Linked DNA regions of Homo sapiens: region 1 is linked to region 2. A link is a loop called in an ENCODE intact Hi-C map of the cell type or tissue named here. Cell type or tissue: B cell. All regions are shown on one strand. Each heading gives the region's core, and the rest is flanking DNA. Links, peaks and the distances in the headings are about the cores only.

Region 1 (5,388 bases), core at 1,179-3,678, 570 kb before region 2:
CGGCTAATTTTTTTTTTTTTTTTTTAATTCTTAGAAACAGGGTCTTACTCCGGGCGCAGTTCCCTGTAATCCTAGCAATTTGGGAGGCCAAGGCGGGCGGATTTTCTGAACTCAGGAATTCAAGACCAGCCTGGGCAACATGGTGAAACCCCGTTTCTACTAAAATACAAAAAATTAGTAGAGCATGGCGGCATGCACCTGTAGTCCCAGCTACTCGGGAGGCTGAGGCAGGAGAATTGCTTGAACTCGGGAGGTGGGAGGTTGCAGCAAGCCGAGATGGCGCCACTGCACTCCAGCCTGGGAGACATTGAGACTCCGTCTCTAAACAAACAAACAAACAAACAAACAAACAAACAAACAAACAAACAGGGTCTTCCTACTTTGCCAAGGCTAGTCTTGAACTCCTGGGCTCAAGCACCCTCCCAGCTTGGTCTCCCAAAGTGTTGGGATTACAAGTAAGAGCCACTGTGCCCAGCACCATATAAATTTTAGAATAATCTTGTCTTTGTCCTTATCAACAAAATTTCTTGCTGGGATTGTGCTGGTAATTGCAATAAACTTATGTATCAATTTGGGGAGAACTGACATCTTAACAGTGTTGAGTTGTCTGATCCATGACCACAGTATGTCTCTCCATTCATTTAGATTTTTGATTTCTTTCATTGCTATTTCGTAGTTTTTGGCTTGTTTTTATTAGATTCACACTCAAGAATATTTTTAGCAATTGTAAATGCTACTGTATCTAAAATTTTACCTTCCACATTTCCATTGCTAGTATGTAGAAATACAATTAGTTTTTGTTCTAGGAGGGTGTTTTGGTGGATTCCTTGGGACTTTTGTAGATAGACAATCATGCTCTCTACAAAAAGGGACAGTTTTATTTTTCTCTTTCCAATATGCATACCTTTTATTTCCTTTCCTTGCTTTATTGCACTGGCTAGAACTTCTAATACCATGCTGAAAAGCGGTGGTAAGTGGACATTTTCGCCTTGTTCCTGATTCTAGCAAGAACGTATTGTCTTTCGTCGTGAAGAATGATGTTAGCTGTAGGGTATTTTTTTGGGAAGGGGGGGTTGATATTAGTATGCTCTGTTTTTAGAAACAAATGTAACATCTGAATTTGTCCACCACTCTAAGGCTCAAGAAACTCCACTTTATTTAATTTTTCTCAATCAAGTTAAATCAGAATGTTAGTTGTTATGTTTACGAAGTTTCCATTTTTGTATTAAATAGTAGTTATTTTATTTTAATTTTTAATAAAAAACAGAAATTTTTATTGGCTCACATTTCTGGAGGCTGAAAAGTCCAATATCATGGTGCCAGTGCTAATGAGGGCTTTTGTGCTATGTCATCCCATAGAGGAAGGTGAAGGGCAAGAGAGGGCAAGTGAGAGAGGAATGAACTAACCTTGTCCTTTTATAACAAACCAACTCCCTAGATAATGGCCTTGATCCACTCTTGAAGGTGGAGCCCTCCTGGCCTAACTACCTCTTTAATGGTCTCACCTCTTAACACTGTTGCATTAGGGATTAAGTTTCCAATACATGCCTTTTGGGATACACATTTAAACCATAGCACATGTGACGTTGAGCAGGTGACTCACAAAAGAGTCATGCTAAGTAGTAGTTATTAAAACACACACACACCTAGAAAAAATAATAAATAATACAAAGAAAAATTTTCACTCCTGGTAAAAATTTTTAATACCCATATTAGCATATTCATAAATAACTGTAAATTTCACCTTGTTGTTATCATATGAAAAGTGGTGATCACATTAATAATTAGCCCATCAATAACTTTAAAATATCTTTTGTGCCTTCTTTTGAGTGTTTTTTCTTTCTTCTCATAATGAAGTCCTCTTTCCTTGTGAAGTAAGAAAAGTAAGTCAGCAACTATATTTAGCTCTTGTAATTATGTTTTTGTATAATAGACAATGCAAAGTCTTTTAAATATTAGAGCTCAGTGAAGTATCATCCTTGGATATTTTTAGTTTAGGAAATGTTAGGGATATTTGATGTAAGTAAGGAGTGCCCATGAACTAGATATGCAGATGCCATGGGAATTTTGGGGGAATCAAGATGTTGGCTTGGGTGTTGGAGTATCCATTGGGATCTTTGAACACTGAGAGGAGCATCATATGGGGAGAAATGCCTTCCCTTGTACCTCAGGGGTCACTGAAGTCTGGGCCAATCAATGGGACCTTCACCAGTCACGTGAAAGCTCTCAGAATGACTGGCGATGGCTGCAGCTGCCACTGGGGACATTTCTCTGAACTGCCTAGACTGTCATTTTTTAACAGCTTCTGTCTTAACAACTGTAGTGACACCGGAGGACCAAGAACTGGATGTTACAGCTGCTTAGGGTTAAATTTGTTCTTGAGATACAATTTGTCCTTGAGTGCTACATCTCTTTGCCCAGCAGGTGGCAGTAAGCGATTACGAGACATATGGTAACAAGCATCAGCGTAAGAGACTTTGGAGTATACTCAGGGCTACTTGGAAGGATTAACTCTTCAACATTCTGCGAATCTGAATTTAGCTTTCAATTTAGATATCAACTGTAATACTGTTTTATTGGGTGCCTCTAAAATGGTGAAGCGGTGCATACTGTTTGAGCGTAAACAGATTTTACAGCAGAGCTGCTTCAGTTGAATAGGGGCATAAGACCTGGAGGCTACCTACTCAGTGCCATCTTCCCCAAATACAGCAGACCATTGAGTCTTTGAAGACCCTGCTTTGGCTCAGCTTCTCAGTGGATCAACAGACCTGTAATTCTTACTAGTCACCTCGAATTCAGCATATTCAAACCAAGCAGTGGTGTGCAGGGGCCAGCCTTCACCTACTTAGAAGAGTCCATTGATAAATTGTCAGAGGTTTTGCAAGCTGGTTAACTTCACATTGGTAGTTTGAAAGTATCCACAATGGAAGCATTTACAATAGAAGTCGTGTAATTCTACTAACAAAGATCTCCCCTCACCTCCAGCTGTTTATTCAATATTTATTAATATTACACTGATCTAAGCACACTTGCTTTCTCCCTGAACAACATCTCTTTTCCTGCCTATATATCCCATCTGATACGGTTTGGATTTGTGTCCCTGCCCAAATCTCATGTCGATTTGGAGGAGGGGCCTGTTGGGAGGTACTTGGAGCATGGGGTGGATTTCCCCCTTGCTGTTCTCATCATACTGAGTGAGTTCTCATGAGATCTGATGATTTAAAAGTGTGTGGCACTTCCCCCTTAGCTCTCTCTCTCATGCCACCATGTGAAGAGGTGCTTGCTTCCCCTTCACCTTCCGCCATGACTGTAAGTGATTAGGTTTGACTGTGTCCTCACCCAAATCTCATCTTGAATTGTAGCTCCCATAATTCCCACAAGTTGTGGGAGGGACCCAGTGGGAGATAGCTGAATCATGGGGCGGTTTCCTCCTTACTGTTCTTGAGGTAGTGAATAAGCCTCATGAGATCTGATGATTTTATAAGGGGTTTCCACTTTTGATTGGCTCTCATTCTCTCTTGTCTACCACCATGTAAGATGTGTTTTTTGCCTTCTGCCATGATTGTGAGGCCTCCCCAGCCACATGGAACTCTAAGCCAATTAAACCTCCTTTCTTTATAAATTGCCCAATCTTGGGTATGTCTTTATTAGCAGTGTGAAAACAGACTAATACAGTAAGTTTCCTGAGGCCTCTCAGTCATGTTTCCTGTTAAGTCTGTGGAACTGTGAGTCAATTAAACCTCTTTTCTTCATAAATTACCCAGTCTCAGGTAGTTATTTATAGCAATGTGAAAAGAGACTAATACACCATCAATCCCCAAACCTCTCATTATCTCACTTCACAAAGCTCAGTCCAAACTGTTCTTCCTCTGCAGTGACACTGAACTTGGCCACTCTCCCACCATCACCTCTTCTTCCCTTGCCTCTGGTTTCCTAAAGCACTTTGTTTCTGTCACAGGGTAAAATACTCTTATTTTATAACATGTGTTTCACAAGAACCTGGTGGCTAGACATTAGCCTCTGTGTTCCTAGAGGGGACTTTGAGGCCCGTGTCTGAGACTTCATGGTAACCTCAGTGGCTATGGTAGATTTTGGCACATGGTAGATAGATGCTCATTAAATGGTTGTGGTTTCTGTTTTTACCACAGAATAACTTTCCAATTCTTTTTTGTTCCATGATCTGACCCCAACCAGCCTATTAACATTACCTTTTAATTATTCATCTTCATGGTATTTGCTAGATTTTTCTCAAGCTGTCGCCCTTGGTTTGCCCCATATCCACCTCACATCTTCTCTCTCCATCTTTGTGTGTACTCTTCCCTCCTCATGGGCGGCCTTTCACGTTTCCTTTAGGGTCTTGCTCAAATGCCATTTTCTCTGTGAAGCTGTTTTCTCCTTTTCCTTCTGATTCTGCCACTCTAAGTAATCAGATCTCTACAGTCTTGCATCTGTCCACCAACTTCTAAAATTCTGTGAAAAGGGGAAACTAAACTCATCTACTGTGGTTAACCAGACCACAAAGAGGAATGCTGGCGTTCATGAAGAATATTCTGAGAGCCTTGTCAAAGTCACTCTGTTGTCCAGGCCAAACAGAGGAGTGTGGATGATAGAGATTTCGGATGTGGCTTGTGAAAGGGAGGAGGGCAAGGCTGGCAGAGGTGGAGTTCTGTCTATTTAAAGTAGTTGTCTGTTTAGCAGTGCACCCTGGAGGAGACAGGGCTGTCTGTGCTCTGGGCCATATCAAAGGTGCCCTCAACACCCCACAGTTCAGGTCTGTTAGCTTTCCTCATAAAACCATGTTTGGAGAGATGGCTTTTCAGAAGGAATTTTGGCTTGAAACTGGAAGAAAGCATGCCTGAAAATTTAATTGGGAAGTAAGGGTATATCAAGGGGGGAAAGGCAGCAGCTTTGAAGTGGAAAATATCTTGCAAAGAGTAAAAATAGTGGCTTTTAAGTGGCATATGAGGAGGTTCGGTGGCCAGCCCTTTCATTAGCTGACTTCCTGTGCCCCACTGGGACTGTCCTCTGAGGGCTGATTGCTGCCTTTGATGCCTCTAACCAGCTGGTGTCACTACTCAGGCCGAGGATTTCAGGAAGACAGGTAGCTTAGCAAAGAGGAAGAGAAGGTTTGTTTCATGAAAGCTGATCTACCAAACACCATCTGGCAAGGGATTAATAACCAGAATATATAAGGAGCTCAAACAACTCTATAGGAAAAAATCTAATAATTTGATTAAAATACAGGGCAAAGGATCTAAATAGACATTTCTCAAAAGAAGACATACAGATATGGGGGCAAGTGGGGGAATGCAATATAGCTGGCTAGACATAGCCCAATAGACACAGCCAGGTGGAACAGCTCCCACAGAGGGACCCAGATAACTGGCA
Region 2 (5,388 bases), core at 1,329-3,828:
CAAATTTCTTGAAGGCAAGGCCTAAGTTTTATTCATTTTGGTTTTTCCAGAATTTATCATATTGTTGACCCTCAATGAATAGTTTTATGAGTGAACCATAAAAAGAATACTGGGAAGATCAAAACGTACGTAAGAAATAATATATATTTCTAAAACATACAGCATAAATAAATGGAGAGTTAAGAAAGGTAGTTATGCCCATTTATTATTCATTCATTGATTCACTCGACAAACATTTACTGGGCATCTGCTACGTACCAGGCACAGCGAGAGGGCTTCTGAACGTGAACATTAATTTGGTTGCATTCCTTTAAATTGAGCAGGTCTACACTTGAGGATCAATTAAAGGCATCATCTGATCAGGTGATAAAGGGCTTATAGGAACATAAATCTGAAACTACTAAATCAAATTTGGAAAAAATATTATACGGTATTAGTTCAATCCTATTTTATAAACAAAGAAGTTGAGAACCAGACAGAATAACTTGTTCCAAAAACTATAGCTATTTAGTACAAGAGCTAGGGTTAGAATGTAGATTTCTTGGTTTTCAAAAAACTTTTTTCAATGTGCTAAAAGGACTGAAAGTAAAAGATGTTAAAACACATTATTTCATAATCCAGGTGTGTGACAGTTGACAAAGCAAACAAAGAAAAAATAAGTGTGTCTAGATTGAAGAAGTAATTTGAAGGAGTTGAATTGAGATGTTAGATGTTTCCAGCAGTGCTCAAAGTAAGTTTAGGTCTGGCAGTGGATCACAAGGATCCTTCTTCCCAGCTGAAAGTGATCAAGGAAGAAACGCCTGCTCTTTCTCTGGGTTTTATGAACTGCCAAGATTCCACAGACTTGATTTTATATACTACTAGCATTAGCCTCCTACACCAGGGTCAACAAATTATGGCCCGTAGAGCCTGAAACCTGGTTTTGTACAGACTTCCAAGCTAAGAACTGTTGCTACAGTTTTAAAGGGTTAACAAAAAAGAAAAAAAAAAAGAAAATGAAAGAAAGTCTAAAAGAATCTGCCCTTTACAGGGAAAGTTGGCCAGTCTTTGTCCTCAGTTATTAAAAATTACTAAAACCTTGTATTTAAAAACTCAACTTGGCATGTTATTTGAATGTACTGTCATCCTTCACTATCCCTAGAGGATTGGTTCCATGCCTCCCTCCATCCACCTCCCAAAGACAACAAAATCTGCAGATGCTCAAGTTTCTAATATAAAATGGCATAGTATTTGCATATAACCTATGCACATCCTCCTGGAAATCACCTCTACACAACTTACAATACCTAATATATAATAAATGCTATGTAAATTGTTATAGTGTACTGTGTTTTATTTTTAAAATTTTTCTGAATATTTTTGTTCCATGGTTAGTTGAATCCATGCAGAATCCATGGAAAAGGAGGGCCTACTGCAGTCACTGCATTAAGTCTATCTAGTAAAATATTTAACAATGTCACAAAATTTCCATTGAACATGCATGTACACTGAGTTGAAGTTCTTTGATTCTCAGAATATGCTATTCACCCATCATAGGTGCTGGCTTGAGTACCTCATTTTCATCTGCTGCTCTTATACTAATTTAGAAACAAAACACTTTTTCATTGTTTTGGATGAGCATTTTTATAGCATATTTGCTGCAAAAATATTGTTAGCACTCTATCATGTTATTACTCTCTGGTTTTTGGCCATCTCCTAAGTTCTTCCCCTTCTAGAAGGTATGGATAGTAGGATATGTGGTTCACAGGATCTTCTGCGACACCCCAATTGACCATGTTCAAAAATGCTTGAGAAAAATAAGCTTAGAGAAAGGGAGATAAGAGGTTTCTAGTCAGATGACAAGCAGTATGGTGATCTGGAAAAATAAATAATCCTCCTACTTTCTCCCAAGTCCAGTCTGTAGGATTTCACTTCATTATCTAGCCTTAGGTGCTATGAATTTATAGGACAGTCATCTTCTATTTTGATTGGCATAGGTCCAATTAAAGAAAAAAACTCATGAAACAAGCCGCAGTCTTTCCAACCATAAAAAGAATTAAGAATAAACAGTTTCTTGAAGAAAAGTTCATCTAATGCATACAGGTAGGATTAAATCAACATGTGTCTCTACGAGAATACAAAGAAAAAATTATTTTTGCATTATCTACAATTTTGAACTATCTGTACCACTACTCACTTCCACAGACGTGACTTCAAAGAGTATGTTACATTTTTCATAACAGAAAAATAATACCATTTCCTACACATCCGAAAAAGATGCACTACTGGGTCATCAAAAACAAAACAGTGTCCCGTTTCTGGCTCTTCTACAGCAATGAAGATCCATTCTGTTCCACGTGGGTCTGCTGCCATCTAGTGGATTATTTAAGAAAAAAGCTTTACAGTAAAGAATAGTTTGTCATAAAATTGTAGGCTGAATTTGGTATCAGGGGCTATTAATACATAATGTTACCACCCGTCAGACTTCACCAGCAAATGGATGCTGTCTGACAAATGAGACTGGCCAGGCTGTGGCGGCATGGCAGATCAACCTAACACACACACAGAGTACCTTTAAAGAACTGTCTCCAAATAACTAAGAATAGCTATCTTCTCTTTTAGCAGAAAACATCTGTTTTCAACGTAAAATAACCAACTTGTAACAGCCAAACATAGAAAAAAAAATAATGGTTAGTAAAATCCCTGGACAGGTGATTTTGAGATTCCAACACAGACTCAGCCACATCACACTGAGGAAGAAGTACAATTGAAGGCTGACCAGCAAGTAGAGTTGGAGCCAGACAGCCTGATATCTCACTTCTTCCTGGCTGCTGACCCTGGGCAATTTACCTAATGTCTCCAAGCTATAATTGCTTCAACAGTGAGAAAGCACCTATTTCTCAGCTGTCATAAACTTTAACCGAGAACAATATAGGTAGGCACCGTGTACTGGATATAGTAAGCGCTCAACAGAGTCTGTTGTTCTCTTGAAGGTCAGAAATGAATAATAGGAATATTCTTATTAACGTTTTTTATTTAAATGCCACTTTATTGAGGTACAACTGACAAAGCGCATAAACTATAGTTTTACAAGTTTGGACATATGTGTACATCTGTAAAACCATCATCACACTTAAGACAGTTATTAGATTCTTCACCCTCAAAAGTTTCCTTGTTGTAGTTTGCAATTTCCTCCCTCCTGCATATCTGTTCCTTCCCCCCTCCATCACCAAGCAATCACTAATATGCTTTCTGTTGCTTTCTGTATTTTGCATTTTCTAAAGTTTTATATAAATGTAATCACAGAGTATTTATTCGTTTTTGAAAAAGGATGGTGTCTGGCTTAAGTTAGCCTAATTATTTTATGATTCATCCATGCTGTGTATATCAATAGTGCATTCCTTTTATTGCTGAGTATTCCACTGTATGATACAACACTATTGATGGACATTTGTGTTGTTTCCCGTTTTTGTCCATTACAAATAAAGCTCCTATAAGTATATGCCCTACAAGTCTTTGTATGGGCATATATTTAATTTTTGTGTGTGGATAAATAGAAGTAGAACGGCTGGATAGTATGACAGGTGTTACATTTAGCTTTCTTAAATCAGTCAAACTATTTTACAAAGTGATGCCACTTTACACTTCCACCTGCAGTGTATGAAAACTTCTGTTCCTCTACATCCTCTCCAGCACTTGGTATGCTCCGTCTTTTAAATTTTGCCAAATAGGTTAATAGTGGTATCCGTGCTTTTAATTTGTATTTTCCTAATAACTAATGATGTTGAACATCTTTTTATGTCCTATTTGTCATCTGTATATCTTCTTTGTTGAAGTGTCTGTTCAAATAACAATATTGTCTTCTGATCCATGATCAAGGTATATCTTCCCAATTATATAAGCTTTCTTTAATTTCAGCAATATTTTGTACTGTTCAGTGTTCAAGTGTTTCACTTATATTGCCTTCTAAGTATTTCATAATGTTTGATGTTATTGTAAATGCCAGCTTTTTAAATTTCAAATTTTTATTTTGATTGCTCATTGCCAGTATAGAGAAATACAATTTATTTTTGTACATTGATCAGATACTTACTAAATTGACTTTTTTATTCTAGCAGGCTTTTTTAAATTGTAGATTCCATCAGATTTTCTACATAGACATTTATGTCTGTGAATACAAATGGTTTTAATTCTTTTTTTCCTAATGTGAAGTCCTTTTATTTGTTTATATTATCCATCTGCACTAGATGGATCCTCTAGTACAATTCTGAATAGAAGTGGTGAGGGCAAGACATCCCTGTCTTGTTCCTGATCTTATAAAGGAAAGCATTCTGTCTTTCACCATTAAGTGTGACACTCTGTAAGTTTTCATAGATGATCTTTTGTCAGGTTAAAGAGCTCACTTCTACTCCTAGTTTACTGAGAATTTTTGTTAGGAATGGAAGTAGAATTTGTCAAATGCTTTTTCTGCATCTATTGAGATGATTATATAGGTTTTCTTTTTAAGTTTGTTAACATAATGAACAATATTTATTGCTCTTTCAGTATTAAACCAACCCTGAATTCCTGGGATATACTCCACTTGTTACATCCTTTTAAAATATTGGTGATTTGATTAGTTAAATTTTGTTTAAATTTTCTGCATTTATGTCATGAGATGAAATGGATGTGTAGTGTTTTTTTCTGGGTTTTTTTTTTTTTTTTTTGAGACAGAGTCTTGCTCTGTCATGCCCAGCCTGGAGTGCAGTGGCGTGACCTCAGCTTACTGGAACCTCCTGCTGCCAGTTCAAGCGATTCTCCTGCCTCAGTCTCCCAAGTAGCTGGGATTACAGGTGCCCGCCACCATGCCCAGCTAATTTTTTGTACTTTTAGTAGAGACAGAGTTTCACCATATTGGCCAGGCTTGTCTTGAACTCCCGACATCAGGTGATTCGCCAGCCTCAGCCTCCCAAAGTGCTGGGATTACAGGCATGAACCACTGCACCCAGCCTAGTAGTGTTCTCTTCTTTTACTGTCTTTATCTGGTTTCAATATAAGGATTATGCTGACCTGCTAAAACGAATTCTTCAATTTTTTGGAACAGTTTGTGTACAATTAGTTAAATATTTGATAGATTACATTAGTGAAGATATTTGAGTCTGGTTCTTTGTGAGAAGGTTTTAAGTTGTAATTTCAATTTCTTGATATAGAGCTAGGCAGGTTACTGACTTCTTTTTGAGTGAACTTTGATAATTTGTGTCTATCAAGGAATTTATCCATTTCATCTAAGATGTCAACTTTATTGTCATAAAGTTGTTTATAATACTCTCTTAATTGCAGCCATAAAAAAAATGAGTTCATGTCCTTTGCAGGGATATGGATGAAGCTGGAAACCATCACTTTCAGCAAACTAACACAGGAACAGAAAAG

Evidence for each region. A loop is a pair of places that touch in the nucleus more often than their neighbours do. Peaks named below come from ENCODE experiments on the same cell type or tissue, not always from the same donor. Only the 100,000 strongest peaks of a DNase experiment are listed, where the experiment ranks them.
Region 1: it touches region 2 in a loop (7-fold over the local background); 41 of 110 quality-filtered maps call a loop at or near these places.

The regions. Positions count from the first base shown.
Region 1 is chr6:131,912,925-131,918,312 of GRCh38, forward strand. All of the region lies in intron 2 of CCN2-AS1 (CCN2 antisense RNA 1), which reads left to right. Among named protein-coding and RNA genes, the nearest start is that of CCN2-AS1, 14 kb to the left of the region's middle. In B cell, for the core only: CTCF peaks have their summits at 2,405 (motif pointing right) and 2,604; a DNase peak (open chromatin) is centred at 2,437; H3K27me3 peaks cover 1,169 bases.
Region 2 is chr6:132,481,998-132,487,385 of GRCh38, forward strand. The region is part of intron 2 of STX7 (syntaxin 7); the gene reads right to left. Among named protein-coding and RNA genes, the nearest start is that of STX7, 28 kb to the right of the region's middle. In B cell, for the core only: CTCF peaks have their summits at 2,369 (motif pointing left) and 2,574; a DNase peak (open chromatin) is centred at 2,344; H3K4me3 peaks cover 406 bases; H3K27ac peaks cover 2,500 bases.